Regions from separate parts of the Homo sapiens genome. Here region 2 is linked to region 1. A link is a loop called in an ENCODE intact Hi-C map of the cell type or tissue named here. Cell type or tissue: dorsolateral prefrontal cortex. All regions are shown on one strand. Links, peaks and the distances in the headings refer to the core of each region. The heading gives the core; the rest is flanking DNA.

Evidence for each region. Peaks named below come from ENCODE experiments on the same cell type or tissue, not always from the same donor. Only the 100,000 strongest peaks of a DNase experiment are listed, where the experiment ranks them.
Region 2: it touches region 1 in a loop (2.1-fold over the local background); 3 of 110 quality-filtered maps call a loop at or near these places.

Annotation. Positions count from the first base shown.
Region 1 is chr3:182,360,824-182,369,528 of GRCh38, forward strand. No RefSeq gene overlaps it. Among named protein-coding and RNA genes, the nearest start is that of LINC01994, 120 kb to the right of the region's middle. In dorsolateral prefrontal cortex, for the core only: CTCF peaks have their summits at 3,739 and 3,942; DNase peaks (open chromatin) are centred at 3,648 and 4,168; H3K4me3 peaks cover 1,677 bases; H3K27ac peaks cover 1,766 bases.
Region 2 is chr3:182,496,720-182,505,424 of GRCh38, forward strand. It overlaps LINC01995 (long intergenic non-protein coding RNA 1995), which reads right to left. Exons shown (of 4, transcript NR_134941.1): 2 at 7,953-7,995; 3 at 7,360-7,735; 4 at 1,571-1,704. Among named protein-coding and RNA genes, the nearest start is that of LINC01995, 6.1 kb to the right of the region's middle. RefSeq lists an enhancer at 3,345-4,162. In dorsolateral prefrontal cortex, for the core only: no CTCF peak of the experiment used is centred there; DNase peaks (open chromatin) are centred at 3,692 and 7,662; H3K4me3 peaks cover 1,560 bases; H3K27ac peaks cover 3,212 bases.

The sequences.
Region 1 (8,705 bases), core at 461-8,460:
TATGTGTACACATTTTAAAGTCCAGATTCTGTAAAGTTTCACTCCAGGCTTTTATAAAAAAAAACCACTTTTTTTTCTTCCTAATTAAGAATATTTATGGCTACATTGCCAGAATTTCAGTTTTGAAAGCTTCTCGATAGGAAGAGTACCTGTGACATAATGGGAACTCAAGAAAGAATATACTGAAATGAATAAATGGACCAACAAATGACTAGATGGATGCAGTATCAAATGCTCTCCACATTTGCATTCAGACCAGGGCAGGAGAGAGGAGGAATCAGATTTATGTCTTTTTGGACATTTTGAAATATAGCTCCCCAAGCTCTAGATTTTATTTGACCTGCCTTTCCTTAACTTGTAGGAATACGCTCTACCCTTTTCTTCCAAGATTTCTGTCACTTCCATTTCTATAACTCTTTCCCTCTTCCTTCATCTTTTCACTATTTAAGAAGATGGTTGGCTGAGAGAAGGTTTGGAATGAGTTACACTTTTTATAATTGAAGAAAAAAAACATTTTACAGATCTTTAAAAGATATAATAGGCTGGGCACAGTGGCTCAAGCCTGTAATCCCAGCACTTTGGAAGACCGAAGTGGGCAGATCACAAGGCCAGGAGTTCGAGACCAGCCTGGCCAATATGGTGAAACCCCGTCTCTACTAAAAATACAAAAATCAGCCAGGCATGGTGGTGGGCACCTGTAGTCCCAGCTACTCGGGAGGCTGAGGCAGGAGAATGGCATGAACCCGGGAGGTGGAGCTTACAGTGAGCCGAGATCACGCCACACACTCCAGCCTGGGCGACAGAGTGAGACTCCATCTCAAAAAAAAAAAAAAAGATATAGTAGAGGAAGTATTGTTATTATTGGGATTAAATGAGTATGTTTTCTGTTTCTGGCATATAGTTCAGAGAAATTCCCGGTTTGGGAATACAGAAGAGGTAGTCAGAGGAAAGGTGCTTGGGGTACTGTGCTTCTTTCACAGCACCGAGCAAGCAGTAAGGGCTACTCTAATCCCAGCTCTCTCATAATATCTCTCCAGTGAATTTCTTGTCATTACAGGCAGTCCTTTATGCAATCTATGATTCTGTATGTCACACACTACAGTGAAACAAAGACCAGCTAAATGCCATAAACCATCCAGAAGCCTTTTTGTTCCTCTAAGGAGACCAACAAATCTATTCTTATTGGTATTCCTGTTAAACCCTTATAAATACTGGTTAGTCCTCCATGGCCATTTAAGAGACTTTTATATGGTTTTTGAAATGCTCTCCAGCCATATTGCTTTTATCTTTTTTTTTCTTTATTGATTTTTCTCCTTAAGACTTTAATTCACTCTTCTGCAGTTGCTACAGTCAAGAGAGAAATTCTGCAGATCACATAGAGATAACATTCCAACCCAGACTGGGTCACACCATCTCACATAAGAATACCAGCATCCTGCAGATAACTGGTCCTTTCCTGCTTTTCAAACCCTTTTGGTCTCTCTTTTCATTTTTTTTCTCTCCTTTAGTATTTGAGACTTAATCTTTCTTCAGTCTTATTCTTCATGCTGAGCTCATCTGAAATGTACCAATAATTGCTACCAGCTAAATCTGGTTTCATCATTCTGAAAATTCCTCATTGAAACCAGCCCTGTGGAATAAGAATCTGATCATTTCTGCAAGTTAAAGTGACATTTGGCATGTAGCTTTACCAATATATTATCATGTATGTATAGATAATTCCTGGGTGGGTTTGGTTATATTTCTAAGAGGTATGGGCATATAAAATTTAGCTAAATGCTTCAGCAAAATACCATTTAATTCTATTAAAGTATCATCTAAGTGGCAGCATTTTAAAAAACCTTAGGGCAACTAATCCTTTATGGAGTTTAATATTCTGCTGAAAATCATCTTTAGCTTTGATTGCTAAGTAGACCAAGTCTTGGATACACTAGGAGAATGATTGCCTGATCTACTTTGTCCTTCAGATATTTTTTCTATTAAATTCAACAAATATTTTCTGAGTTCCTACAATGTGCTAACTACTACGTGAATATAGAGTTTAAAAAGGTATTGAATATAGAGTTAAAAGAGTCAAACTCACACTTAATATGTATGTATTGTAAGCACATATATGTTTGTTGCAGCACTATTCATAATAGCAAAGATATGGACTCAACCTAAATGCCCATCAATGATAGATTGGATAAAGAAAATGTGGTATATATACACCATGGAATAGTACACAGTCATAAAAAAGAATGAGATCATGTCCTATGCAGGAACATGAGTGGAGCTGGAGGCCATTATCCTTAGCAAACGAACACAAGAACGGAAAACCAAATACCACATGTTCTCACTTATAAGTGGGAGCTAAATGATGAGAACACATGGACACATAGAGGGGTACAACACACACTGGGGCCCACCAGTAGGTGGAGGGTGGAAGGAGGGAAAGGATCAGGAAAAATAATGAATGGGTACAAGGCTCAATAACTGGGTGATGAAATAATCTGTACAACAAACCCCCATGACACAAGTTTATCTATATAACCTGCACATGTACCACATGTACCCCTGAACTTAAGATAAAAGTAAAAAAAAAAAAAAAAGACATACAAACAAACAAATGATATGAGAAATACATATTTTGAAATATATACTGTGATTGACTCTATCTAGAGGATCAGGGAAGGTTTCCTGAAGGAGGTAACATTTACAATTTTAGATTAAAATATCTTCAGGTAAGACCATTAATTCGTCCCTATACAAGTTCTGCCTTTATCCTTCAGGCTGAAGTAATCATCAATATCAATGTCACATGAAATCACTTATAGTCCTGTAATTTATAAAGGTACTGGCAACATTTCACAACTTGTTGCAATTATCTTCACAATATCATTGAACATTAAAGACAGGAGAGGAACAAGGCATGCCTGAAAAAAAAAGTGAAGTTGATTTTAGAGCTTTCTTTCCTATCTCCTGGTATCTTGTTTCCTCCCCTAGCCCACTAGCATCAACCTTGGGTCTTAATCCAGCCATACCCTGCTAAATGCTAATTGCTAAGTTAAGCATGAATTCCTATCCTTTCATATGTTTGGATTTTAACTGGGCGAGGGGAGTCCCATTTGCTGGGAAATGCAGAATAGTAAAGCTAGAGCGGTGGAATGATTGACATTAGGGTTGACATCTGGAGAAGTGAGAGCTGTCTAGGTCTTCCAAAGACTGAATAATGTACAAATCCATGGCACTGTATAGTCAAAATATGACTTATTGGAATAAGTATTTCCATTCCAGTTTAAAGGGTGCACTGATTTTTCTCGAGGTCACAGAACAAAAAATGGAGTTGCCAGGAATCTATCTCTTCGCTTCTCTGTTCTAAACTCCCTTAGGCCATCCTACATTAGCTCTTAGTATTTATTATTAATTTATTTTATTAATTAAAACAGTTCAGTTAATAACAATATACACTTGTGTAGTGATTTATAGTTTACCCTCCTGATTTCACGTGATCTCATTTAATCCTCAAAAACAACCAAGTGATAAAACTGAGGCACTGAGGGGTGGAGAGACTTGTCCAAGACCACACAGCTGTTGGCAGGGCTGGCACTGGCCTGGCACGTGAGGGCCTGGGGTCTGTAACCTCTCTCCTGCCAGGGCGGACGTTACTGATGTGTTTGGGCTCAGCACACTCCTACAGCTGTCCACTGTGTGCTCAACTGAAGAAGCCATTCTCCCAGACAGAGGGAGCTCTTCTGTGGTTAAGGATATAAAAAGAGCTGTGTTCTAAGGCCAGAATTTTCCCCCCAGTTCTTCTCAAGGTCCATTCAGAGGCTAACGTCGCATTTCTGCAGCCCAGGCACTTTAACTGTTATTATTTTTGTGTTTATTTTTTGTTTGTAGAAAGAGTCCGGGACATGTTGCATATTTACGACGCCAAAATAGGAAGTGTGTGATGCCCACTCGACCGCAATGAATTCCAAGGCATAAAGGCCCCAGAATCTCTGGATACAAGAAGTCCTCACTCTGCCATCCCTTCTTGAGTGGTGTTGGTGGACTTCCTATGTGATCCCGAGGTGGAGTCAGCTGGTGTAAGAGTTGGCAACCAGCTCTGCTCCATAGACGGCATTCACTTAGGAAGCACGACTGGCGGCTTCATGCGATTGGAGAGAAAAGGGGAGAGGGGGAGGTGAAGAGAGGAGGAGGAGCCCTCGGCAGAATTCCAAGTTCCGTGGCACTGGCCCCACGGAACTCTGGAAACAAGAATCAGGCTTGGGCTGCGCAGGTTCCAAGTCACAGGGCTTCCATGGCTGGCAAGCGTCGAGCCGGAAATTCAGTTGAATAGAGCCCTAAATGTTTTTTTGTTTGACATTCATGCTTAACAGAAAATGATGAATCCATTAGCAACTCCTTCCGTTGCCAAAAGAAACAGACTTGCACTTGTAGATTGCTTTCATTCTGCGCTATCAAGCCACTGCATGTGCTGCTTTCACAAAGCTGACAGTCATCTATCATTTTTAAATGGGTTTAGAGGTACAGTCGTCTTTGTCTGAAGTGTGTGGATGTGTCAGCGTGAATGTGACTCATTAAAACAGACTGACCCAAACAGTTTAAATGGGATTCACAGTAGGGGGAAAATGTTTTATTTGAGGTTTGTTTGGAATTATTTTGAAGTTTGTCACTAATTTTGAAAAACAATGGGCTCATTTTCCTAACTTCTTTTTCTTCCCTGAGATGTGTCTAAGAGAACAAATAGCTATATTATGCACTGTCTCAAAAACATGCTCTTTGGAAATGAAAAAAGATTCTATGATTATGAAATGTCAAGAGTTCCCTTGTGCTCTAGAACATTTCACATACTTAAATGACTTCATGAAACTCCCCCAAGTTTCTCTCTCTCTCCTCAGACCTTTATCCCCAATCCATAAATGACATCTTTGAACATAATCTTTAGACCCGTTTTTCATCATTTCTATTAGCCTTTCAAGGAATGCCTTTTGAAGTCAAAGATTTAACATATGGATTAAATCTTCCATAAAATGGGTTTAAATATTAAGAGAAAAACACCTGGCTGTATGTATCTGGGTTCCACAGGACATTGTATTGTTTTAAATGCTTCAAGATGTTCAATAAAACTGAATATGGCCAAACTCATGTCCAATGTGGGCCTGTGGGCCCTCAAACCTGTTTCCAAATGGCTGTTTCTCTCTCTCTCATCTCGCATTAGTGTGAAGTTCCTAAAGCAATAATAGAAGGGCCAATAGCAGAAATTAAGAAATTAATTAAATTATATTATATGTATATATATAATTAAGAAATTATATATATATCAATGACAAAATTAATTTATCAAGAGTTTCAATATAACTAGTATAATTGATCTTCCAAGTTTTCTCTATGGGCACAGAGGGATATATTCAAAATGTTTAACACCAATAAGTCATGGGCACAACCAAGTAGAACAGACATCATGGCAGGGTCCTGGAAGCTCCTTGCTGGATGAAGGAGATTAAAGGAGCCCCAGCATTGACATCAAGGAGGCTGGGACAGTGTGTTGGGGCAGGGGGCACTGAGAGTAGTGGTTATTTATTAACTCGTAGAGATGAATTTCAATATTTTAATACAGAGCTGTACCAGTGTGTATTGGCTGAATTCCAGCCCTACTTTTACTCCTTCGTTGCATAAATTCCTAGGATTTGAGGAAACAAAAGCAGGTATACCTTCTTATGTTTGAGCACTGCTCTATACTTACCCGCTTTTTTTCGTGTACGAACCCAAATAAACTGAGTGTCTTCTAAGGCATCAAGCACTATTCAAGCTGTTCTCATAGGAATTTGTTGTTAAAAGTGAGGAATGAGGATTAAAACATTAAAAAGGGTAAAACAGTAATTATGGTATTATTTAAACATTTCTAAAATTTCTTAGTCTTCACCCCATTTTACACAGAAGACTTCTAAATTTTTAGCACTACAAGGCACATTTGTAGAATAAAATACGTAGAATGTGTATTTAACTTATGTCATATCTTTCCTTTAAGGAGTTAAAATGAGTTGTCATAATGATTTGACTTAATTAACCAATTCAGTCATTCCTTGCCACCACCACCACTCCCAAAAAAAGGTAAATATTATGATACCCTTTTGCACTGGAAATGAAAACAAATGCAATTTTTAAGATCCTAAGCCAATCAAAGACCAGCTCAAATCAAGCTCTTGCATCCAAGACTGCTTTGACTGAGTTGCCAAGTGATCCCACAAGTAACATCTATGTAGGAGGAAGGGGAAATGCGAGCACTGTAAGACCTCATCCTTTAAGGAAGTATAATTGGATGTCTCTTGTGTAACTTAGGCCATTTCAGAGCTTAAGATAAATACACATCAAATATAAGGGGGAAAAAGAGGAATGTATTGATTTTATCCCACTGACAAAAAGAAAAAACAGTTTCTATTGAAATACATACAAATATATTTTAAAACATTTGATAAAGAAAACACAAAAAGAAACAGGATGGACGGAAAGTTATATTCCCTCTAAAGTTACTGAGGACCAAAATGCAGCAGTTTATTTCCAGTTTTCCCAGACAACATGCAGTATAGCAGGAGATTGTCTTTCTGTTCGAAACTCCTACATTCAAGTCTAAAATATTTTATTTAAACTATCAATTTATTTGCTACATACAACTATATCCTCAATATTTATTTTAAATATTATATATACTTTATAAAATATTTCAGAACAGTTACTGAAACTATAACCACATGCATTTTATTGAATATCGACAGATAAAATGCAGGCTTTGGAGTCAGACTGTGTGAGTTTGTAGTCCAGTGTGACCACTTTGTGGCTCTTTAACCTTGGACAAACTTTTGTCTCTGGCCCCACCTTATAGGACAGATATATTAACATCACGTGGTGAGGTGATGAGGACTAAATAAGATATGTTTGTAAAGTTCCAGCATACTGACTGGTAGAGAATAGATTTTGGGGTTCCTCTCTCTCACTGATACATCTTCCTTTTTCTCAGTGAACATTTACCTTTAGCAATCAAAGACATTAATGATTGAATATCTGGTCTTTCTGCTGCAAGGTTAGAATTTCTTCAAGAAACAATGCCAATGCAACTTCAGGAATACCTGACCCCTCCTCCTGTTTTCAACCACTCAGAATCTGTCTCTAACCACTCAGAATCTGTCTCCATCCTGGACTCTGTGTAGTTCCCAGTATCATATTTTCTGATAGTCTTAGAACTTAAGCCACCATTCCCTGCCACACTGATGCCACCTTGTTGATTACTTAACCAAGTGATTTCTTTCAGGTGGAAGAGATGTACCCAGGACCTCTGTAGAAGCAGGTACAAGCTACCAAAAGTTCCTACTTTATTTATTTTGAGTTTGGAATGAGCAACTACAAGGAAAGGAAGAAAATTGTCAAATAAAAGAAAATTTTATAAATTATTTATAAAATCACATTCATTTAAAAGCTAATTCTACTCTTGACTGAATTGCAAATGGAACTAAAATCTTTCTTGGTTCTCATACCTTTCCTTTGCTAGTTTAGGCATTTGTCACCTTTGGCTTTATTGATTTATTCAGAAAGTAGGTATTGAGTACCTACTATGTGCTAGATGCTGAGTAATTTAGACAGTTTGTGAATTGTTTCTTCTTCAAGTCAAGTCTTCCTTCTTCCAGTCTAGTGATTCTCAAAATTTAGTGTGCAACAGAATCACCCAGAGTGATTGTGAACACATTGACTATAGACTACTCCCCCAGGGTCTGATTTAGGAGGTCTGTGTAGGAGTCTGAGAATTCACATTTTTAACCTGTGGGTTCTGGTCTAGGAAACACTTTGAGACCACTTTCTATGTTGTTTCTAATCCATTTGCCATAACCGTCACATGTGTTAACCTCCTCAAATTTAATGTCACTCTATAGAGTAAAAACCCTATTTGGTTCTCCAATCCATAAAATAAAGCCTTATCAAAACCTTCAGGATCTGCCATTCACAGTTGCTACTTTTCCAGCCTCTCCTCCTGATGATGATTACACATGATAAAATACTCTCCACTGTACTGTTCTTTTCTTAGATAAGTTTAACTCTATGCCTATCAAATACTGTATTGGCCCTTTTGGTTCTTTGGAAGCTAAAAGTTTTGAACTTTTCATTTATTAAACAAAAGAAGAGAAGGGTTATCTATTGCCTTTGTAAGTATATTGGCTCAGTGGACACACAAAGCAATCCTTTAGCAGTAGAAACAAGTAATAGCATGATGGAAGGGAACCCTGCCAAGAAGGCCCAAACACCGAAAAAATGTCTTTAAAAATATAGATTTAATTGAAGAAGTATCTGATAACACCACTCACTTTAAATACTCATCAATAGGCTGTTTTTGTTTTACAATAATGTGTCTGAAGATAGTGACAGGAAAAGAGACATCACTGTGCAAACATTAATATCTCACACAACTGCATCAAAGAGAAAAAATGGAACACTAGCTTTCATTTTCATTCAGTGATATTAACCTAAAATAACTTACTGTAGTTTTGCTTGAACTCACCAGGCAAAGTTTTAGTATGTGGTAATGACTACGAAGGAACATTCAAAGTATTACACCTATTTGTGTTGACACACTCTGTGAGAAATGTTGTTTGAAATATGCATTGAAATAAAGCGTCTCCAACTAACTCGAGTAAACACCTTGGTATCATAAAGAGCCAAACTATGCTACT
Region 2 (8,705 bases), core at 196-8,195, 140 kb after region 1:
AATTTGCCTCAATTTTTAGGTACCGTGGGAAGCATTGAAAAAATGATTTTTCAGGCCCATTCCAACTCTGCACTTTTGTGATTTTAAAGTTATCCAAGTGTCTCAACCATCACTTGTTCACTCTCCCATCATAGCTATTTTATTCTTTTCAACAAGTACCAAAGTGGGAACACACAACCTCCTTTCATTCCCATCCTATTGCCTCCACAAGGCTTTATGCAGAGTGGAAAGTAAACTTCTTTAGTTTCTCAACTTAAAACTGTAATTAATAAAAAAAAAAAAATTCTTCCTGATTTTTAGCTATTTAACTTGGAGAACACCCAAACCCAGTGCTGAGCATGTAATTACCACAGCATAACTACCTGTTAATTGATTGACAATGTTAATATTATCATTCTTTTCATTTCACATACTTGTTCAGTGTTTTACCTGTTGTCTATTTATCCTCCGTGCCTACCTCCATTGTTGTTTTCTCTTAAACTACAAACTGCAAAGCATAGAAGCCATGTTTCTTTGACTCAGTGTGGATAATAGGCTGTAGAGAGATGCTTAAACAGGCTTTTCAATCGATTGATTAATACAATGATTGATGGATGGATAGAGGAAAGGGTGAATGCATTACAGCATTCTCCATTTGCTATTCCAACAGGATAAATTTACCAAAAGGGTCTCGCTCTGCCTCTGCCCCCTGAACAAAGCGCCAGAGGTAGGTGAGTGAGAGGGGTCAAGGAACAGCCATCCCTACTGCACACAACACAGGAGGATGTCTTGCAGAGGATACGGCTTCTTCTTTGGCTAATTGCTACAAAACATCTTTTGAAGCAAAGTGGTTATTTTCTACTATTTCTTGGTCATTTTTCCCAGGGTAACTTGAAGTTTTTAAATTTAAAAAGGAAAGAAAAAATCCAATGAACCCTACATTTTTTTAACCCTACACTTCCTAACTTTGAGTCACGTTAAGTGCAACTGATTCCCCTGCTATTGATAACGTATTTATTCATTTCCTAGAGTAGTACACATTCCATCCACAGACTGTGTAGGTTTCATAGGTTTTTATATAGGTTTCATAAACCTATAAAAAAGGAAAAAAGAGATAAGTAAAATATTTAATTATTTAAATTGCCAGATTTAATTTATAATGCACTTTAATTGCAAGTTCAAATTAAGGACCTTGGGACTCAAAATTTTGTTTGTTTGTTTGTTTTTGTTTTTTGTTTTTCTCTTTTGACCAAATTGAGGAGCAGGCAGGACTAGCCACACAGGAGCAGAAGACAGATAGATCTCAGGGTTTTCATGCATTCTGGCTAGAAGTATAAAACCATGTATCTGCTCATGTGTGCTACTTCCAATGCAAGAGAATGAGTTCCTTCTGGAGATACGTCCCTGCGGGCATTCCAAGGGCACTAACTAAAAGTCCATTACTCTCTCTGCCACTCAAGAAAATGCAAACTAGGAAACAGTCAAATGTATTTTTTAATTGTTCATTCATTCATTTATTCCACAAATATATATTATCTACAATGTGCCAGGTATGGTGCTAGGTACTGCCGATACACAGGTGAAAAGATATACAAACTCCCTGCTGTCATGAAGCTTACAGTCACATTGTTTGGTCCTTTGTTTGCTAATAGTTAATTAATTGGACACAGCATACCTTGGTTATTCTCATTTCTTCTCTTTGGCTCCTTGGCACTGGTCTGGAGACTGTAGAAAGAAGAGAAAGAAGCAGGATCTAAGCTAATGGAGGGATATGACTCAATCCTCTACAAACTCTCAAAGTTCACCGGGTAGGGAGGAACTGGCCAGGATGGAGCCTGTGTCCTTCCCTTTAGCACTGGGGCCATCACAGTAATGTGGCTCTGTAGTCACTCTAGAAATCGTCATTAACCATTCATGGTCAATGGAGACTCATGGCTCTTAGTAGAGGCTGCCATAATATGCTATTGTAGAAGAATATTTCATGACAAGTTATGGTCGGATTGTTAACTTTATAAAGCAATTTACAAAGCATTATCTGCAGTATGATACAATTTCGGTTAAAAGCAAAAACGTATGTATGCACAAAAAAAGATAGCCAGAATATATGACAACATGTTGGCAATGGATATAGTTCTGTTTAGGATTGTGGGTGCTGTGTGTGCATGTGTGAATACATGTGAACATGTATGCATATGCTTTTCAATGTTTTCTAAATTTCCTACAAAGAAAATGTACTAAATCATTTAATGATGGGGAGAAAAATTGTATCCCTCTCCCCAGAAATCTACATCAAATATTACTGCAACAGAAGGTGGGCTCCAATGAAAGAGGAGCCAGACGCCTATCTAGGCAGCCTCTTCCTCCTCTGTGGTCTAGGAGATGATATTGCTTGACCTGTCCACACTTGGAAGTAAAGCTCTGAAGCTTTTCTTGTCAAATTTTACTCGGACCTATTAGCCCAGAGCAAAGTAGTAACCACAATTTTTCAAACTCTGCTATTAAGTGCAGTTATGGGTGGTATTTCATCACCTACGAATAGTTGGCAATTTTTACAATAACACATTCTACCAAAATAAATTACACATGTATCAAAAATGTCATTAACAGAAACTTATCACAATGATATCAAACATACGACCTTTCAGCAAGTAAGATATATATGTGTGTGCATATATATATATGCATATATATATATATAGTGTATATATATAGTATTTCTAAATCCGCCACGGTATTATCCCAACCTGAGACATATACATTAAAAAGAAAGAATGTGCTAAAACAAAAACAATGGTATAGCATACTTTCTTCCATTTCAGTTTGTTTCTTCCAAACTGAATCCCCACTCCCTTTGCTTGGAGGAAGTACAAGGCCATTCTCCAGTGAGGGGAAAGTAAATGATTGTGTAAACTCAGACAGAATCAGCCTGTCACAAATTGGCAAATACAATTAATGGTTAGTTATCTACAAAGACTTCAGTCCTGTCACTTTTCAATTTTCTGGTCAGCATTCCAAAAAGGAACCAACTCTAATTAGTAAAATAATTCTTCAGGTCTTTATAGAGCCGATTCTCTATAAAGCTCTGTGAAAAGCTTGTTTTTGTTTTGTCGTTTTGTTTTAAAAGTTATTATAATTCCCTTACTCCAATATGAGAGATAAGAGCACTTACATACTTAACCTACCTTCTAACTAGAAAAAATATTTTCAAAGATTACTATTATTTTTTTAAGCACGCCTCTAGGCGCACCGAGTTTCTGCTGTCATTAGGTAATCTGTGCTGAATGGTAAAAAAAGCATGTAAACCTCACAGATGAAAAGTTGTATTTGAAAGCTAATATGAGATTTGCTTCACCCATGTGAATCATCTCGGGATAATAAAAGAATCTGATTGAGAAGATGATATGTATAGCTAGCACATAGTCAAAATTACAGATGTACATGTAAACGGTTAAAATTAATTACTGGCTCCATTTAGAAAAAGAATCTCCTCTGGACAAAAGAGGGTTTGAGTACATCTCCCTGTTCCTCACTCCTCTACCTTTGAGCTTTTGGGGGGCCAGAAATGCTAACCTTAATTAATGGAAGACCTACTAGACCCCAGGCAAGGGTTTGGGTCCCAGGCCCAGGTCTCCTCCTGCGCCTCTCCCGGGAGTAACGAGCAAGCGGGCTTCATTACTGGCAGCTGAGGGGAAGGGTCACTGGGAATGGATTTGCAGGGCCCTCATTGAGCGATCACTCCATGCTGAGAGGAGCTGGCCGTACTCTCGGACACCTGGTCATTAACATTGCTAATTAGCAGCCATTAATCAGGGCGCTCGCTTTTTTTTGTTGTTGTTGCATGTCACCGGCTCAGAGGAACCAAGTGAATAAGAAGATTGTTTCATTACCTCCACAAGAGGTAGAATGAAAGCAGTTCCCATCAGCTCAAGATGAGATGGATTAAGGGAAAGGTTAGACAACAGTTTGAGATGAGCTGGGGAGGGGGTGGACGGAGGGGGCCGGGAGACCTGAGCTGTCTGCCCAGGGAAAATCAGTCACCTATAATTAATGAAATCTTCTGCAACCTAATTCTAATCACCGTGTGAGCGGCTCTTCAACGACCAAATTTTTGTATTTTAAGAGCTTTATTTTTTTTCTGTTAGTACAGGGAATTATCTTTAAGTTATTTTAATTCTGTTTGATACTCAGTAGGTTTTAAGTTTGGTCTTTTCAGCCTTCTCATTCTAAATTCATCTTCTCCTTCCCAAAGATTATGAAGTCATTTAAAATTTTAAGTAGTTATAATTAAAACACTTTTAGAATATCTTCGCTATTTTATGGTTACTTTCCAACCAATGGTCAAAAAGTAATTTTTTAAATAATTTATTCTACAGTGTTTAGAATGAGAATAAGAAGAAGAAATGGTTTATTCTTACTACTGACTGCACCCAAAAGTCAAAAGGGAATAAAAAGACTATCAATTTGTGTATAATAATACTGAGAAGAATAACGTCGTTAAAAAGGGCTACGGAGTGTGTGTGTGTTTGTTGTGTGTGTGTGTGTGTGTGTAAATAAGTTGGGTTCTTCTTGTTAATTCAGATGTAATGTGATAAACATTCTTTAATGGAATGTTTTCTCTTCTGGAATGTAGTGTTTTGTGTATATACCATATTACATTTATCTTAATTTCTGGAAAACGGAAATCTTGGTAACAGATTGCATATCTCACAGTTGTTTTAGTTGTCATTTTCTATCTAGAAAAAATGCTGTGAGAATACTTATTTAATTAGCAGCTAGTTAGCTATGAATTCATTCTTTTATTAAAATGGGTTCACCCAAGAACTGCAAAACAGATCTTGACTTACGTGGGAAGCTCTCCTTATTAAAGAAACAGTGAGCATTTCATCCACCTTTTTGCTATGTTTTGCTCTGAGTTCCATGGTGGCTTACAAAATGTGGTTTGCAAGTGGCACTAAGTGACTAGAAAGCAGAAATTGCCTAAGTATTTAGTAGTGTTGTGACCTCATTTGGACAAGTGTAATAAATATATATTTGCACATATAATATGAACCCCTGCATTTTCAAAGCAAAATTATTCATTTAATGTGCCCTACACTTCAAACGATAAAAGGCTAAACCTGTTTTTTATGTACTAATTTGCTCTGTTTATGAAGAACTACGAAGTTTTGGGGGGAAGGAAGCAAGTATGTAAAACTAATCTGTAAAGCATTTCAATTGGGTTGGAAATCTGTAATATGATTTCTAGGACTTCATGGGAAAGTTGAACGCTCAAGGGGAAATTACACAAAGAACAGCTGAGAAAAAGTTGCATTCTGGCACAGAATCATGCAAATGGGGCACATTCTTCAGTTTTCTCATGACGGATTGCCTCTGAAACCACTGAGCCAAGCTGCAGCAATGCTAATGAGGGAGATGCATCAATGAACAGTGTCATCCCAGGGGCTTCTAAAGGGGACAAGGGGGGAGTGGGGAGGACAAGAGGGACTTGGAGAAGGAGGAAGGAAGAAAGGAAGAAGAGAGGGACAGACAGAGAGAGAGAGAGAGGGAAAGGAAGGAGAGCAACTGAATTTTTAATAATTAGGCCTAGGTTATTAAAAAACAAAACCAACTTAGCAGGTAGGATGGAAGGTACAAAATGAACAGCACTATAATTCTATCCTTTTAAGATGTGAAGGATTTTAAGAAACAGAGTAAGATGGGAGAGAAGACTTTTTAAACTATCTGCCTGTTGAACAAAAAAATTAAAGTTGGAAGCTAAAATGCTTCTGCCCAGAGAATAACTTGTGTGTGGTTTCTTTACAAGGACTCCAGACTATGGTGAAAAAGACTAGGGGATCATCTATCTATGCCAGGAAAAAAAAAAAGTAGCACTGTTTCAGTCTAAACTTCTTTGTGGTTGCAGATTTCTCATTTAAATATTTTTCTAATTGTAAAATCATACATTTGTAGCTCATTTACAGAAATGATAGTTTGCTTGTCATTTCAATGAAGTTTTGAAAGATTTTTTAATCTTCATAAGCATACACAAAAGGATTTGTTTTTTAAAGAATATTTCTCTTGAGATTAGCAAATGATTACTTGTGTAGAGTTCTGTGGGCAGATATATCTTTCTTGAATTGCCAAAACCATACATGTCACTTGCTTCCATACCCACCTAGTAAATATCAAATTGATAATTTGCTTTGCATTTTACTTCTATTCTGACTTCCAATGCAGTATGTTTCTGGTGGAAATTAAATCAATAGCTACTTACTGAGTGTTTATTACATCTAAGGCACTTAAAGGTATTTTTATAAAGAAATTTTAAAAAATATATAACACTGAAGTTTCAGACCTTTAAAGTGACGTCGAGTTTCCAAACATTATGAGTTAACTCCCTTTATAATAACACCACAGTGAGCACAGCCAATTTGGTATTGATGTGAATTGCATAGTTTACTTCCAAAATGTCCCAGTGACATGTACTCAGTGCTGGTTCAATCAAAAGCATAGTTAAAATGCATTATTGTTTTCTCTTCAATATCTTATTTTATGAGCATTTAGCTTTTTAAAAATGTGAACAGTCAACTGTGCACCCTGTTTGCTAGCACTGCTATTTCAGGTCCTTTAGCTAGGTAAATAAACAATTTAAATTGAAAAAAATAAATAAATAACTGTGGCAAATTTAAATTCTTTAAGTAGCAAAGAGGATATAAGGAACTTTGCTCTAACACATCAGTATAGTTGATGCTAGAGTAAGATCCTTTTTATTATTTTGCTCAATTTCAACCAATAGGAGCTTCATGATTCAGAATTAAAGCTAAAAAAATTCCCCAACTCACTCTATTGTGTATTATAGTTCATATGGTATAGTTTCCAAGACCACCCACAGTTCTGAGACTGTCTAATGGAAGATTGTATCAGCTGCTGTACCTAATGACAACTAGATGAGTTAAGAATGAAGTGTTAGCATTCATAGTACTTGTGGGCATGAAACAGATTACTCACATCATTTTAAAGATAACCTTGAATGAATGCAAAATGCATTTATTCGTGTGACACACTACTAATCGAGTACATTATCTATTAATATTAGCTCAAAAAATAAATTTCTAAGATAAAAAGTTAAAATCTATTGTATTAAAGGATCTGTTAACATGTATTTAGACAATTTTAAATTATACATTAATGGAAACTGCAAGGCATGTTTCTGACATCTCTCAAAGTTATTTAACAGCATAGTCATGAACAATGTTATTAATTGATAGTTCACTATTGTCCGTCACACTTCTAACAGATCCCAGAGTGTCTCAAAAAAAAAACAAAAACAAAAACAAAAAAAAACTTGCCCTCTGGAAAATCTCTAAAGGAGAGAGAATACATTTAAACCACAAGACGCACGTGATAAAGGCTGAGGCAGTCGCTTTTCTTGCTCTCCTGCCTTCTTTCCAAGAAAAAGCATTCTTTGAAGTTTCCTGTTTTGTTTATTAAATCCCGATGGTTTGCTCTACAATATGGCCATGTTAGGCTTAATATAAATATGATTTAAATGACTATTTAATTTGCTTGCTTGCTTTTAAATCTTAAAGTAAAAATGATACTCCAGGAAGATGCATCGTGTTAATTCCACTGGGGAATACTGTTATCCAGGATGAGCGGGTGTGGCCATCAGTGAGCTTGCCGCTTGTCAGAAGAAACTCTGGTCCGAAGCCGGGCTGCAGACTCACTGTGTGGTTTTGGGCAGGTCAGTCCTGTAGCTGCTTTGGTCCTCAGCTTCCTCATGTGTAAAATAAAGGAGTTAGATTAGGCTTTTGATCTGTAAACTCTTTTCACTATTTGGATGTTGTAATAATTCTGGTGACATTTTGTTTTTCAGTAAGGGGAATGGCTACTAAATGATTCGGGTAGATTAACTCTGTGAATCTTTTCCAGTTTAAGGATTGTGAAAGTGCATGGCCTCCATATGTGAAATGTAAAAATAAAAGCCTACTTACTGTTTTCGCAAATTTAATCCTCCAAAAGTTTAAGTATCAAAACCTGGGGAAAAAAATCCTACTTGTATTTCCTGTTGCTTTTGCATGTTCAGTAAAACCAAGTTTAATTTGAAACAAGTAGTCATAACCCTTATTAATCAAACCTTTTTCCTGCAGCAAAATTCCAAGAGGAAGATGCAGAAAGAAACCAAAAGACTTTTAATTGTTTGTGTTTGTGCATTCTAAAAATGTCTAATTTGTACACAGTTAATCCTTAGACTCAGTGTCCAATACATCCTTAACTATAGCAGTTTGATTTCTAGCTCAGGCTCTGGAATCAACCCTCGGTTGAAATCCTACCTCTGTCACATAGTTATGGTGTTATTTACCTTCTCCAAGCCTCAGTACTCTCATCTGTAAAATACAGATAATAATAACAAGACCTCATTGAGTTTGGGGAAGGAAAAATGAGATAATACATGTCAAGTGCTCAGCACAGCGATTGCTCCAAAGGAGATACCATACCTCATTAATGTTATCTTTTATTAATACCATTACCAGATGGTGAGAACTGATGCTCCCCTTAACGTTACAGGCTCATTGTCAAAGTAAAACAGGTTCATGAAGCATACTGGACATTTATAATAGGAAAGAACTCAGCTCACTTAGCCAAATGTTGCCCAAAAAAATACTGTCTTTGATCAAAAATCTTCAAAAAATACTCTCTTTGATCAAAACCCAAAGGGCTTCCATACTTCTTACCCGACTCCCCTG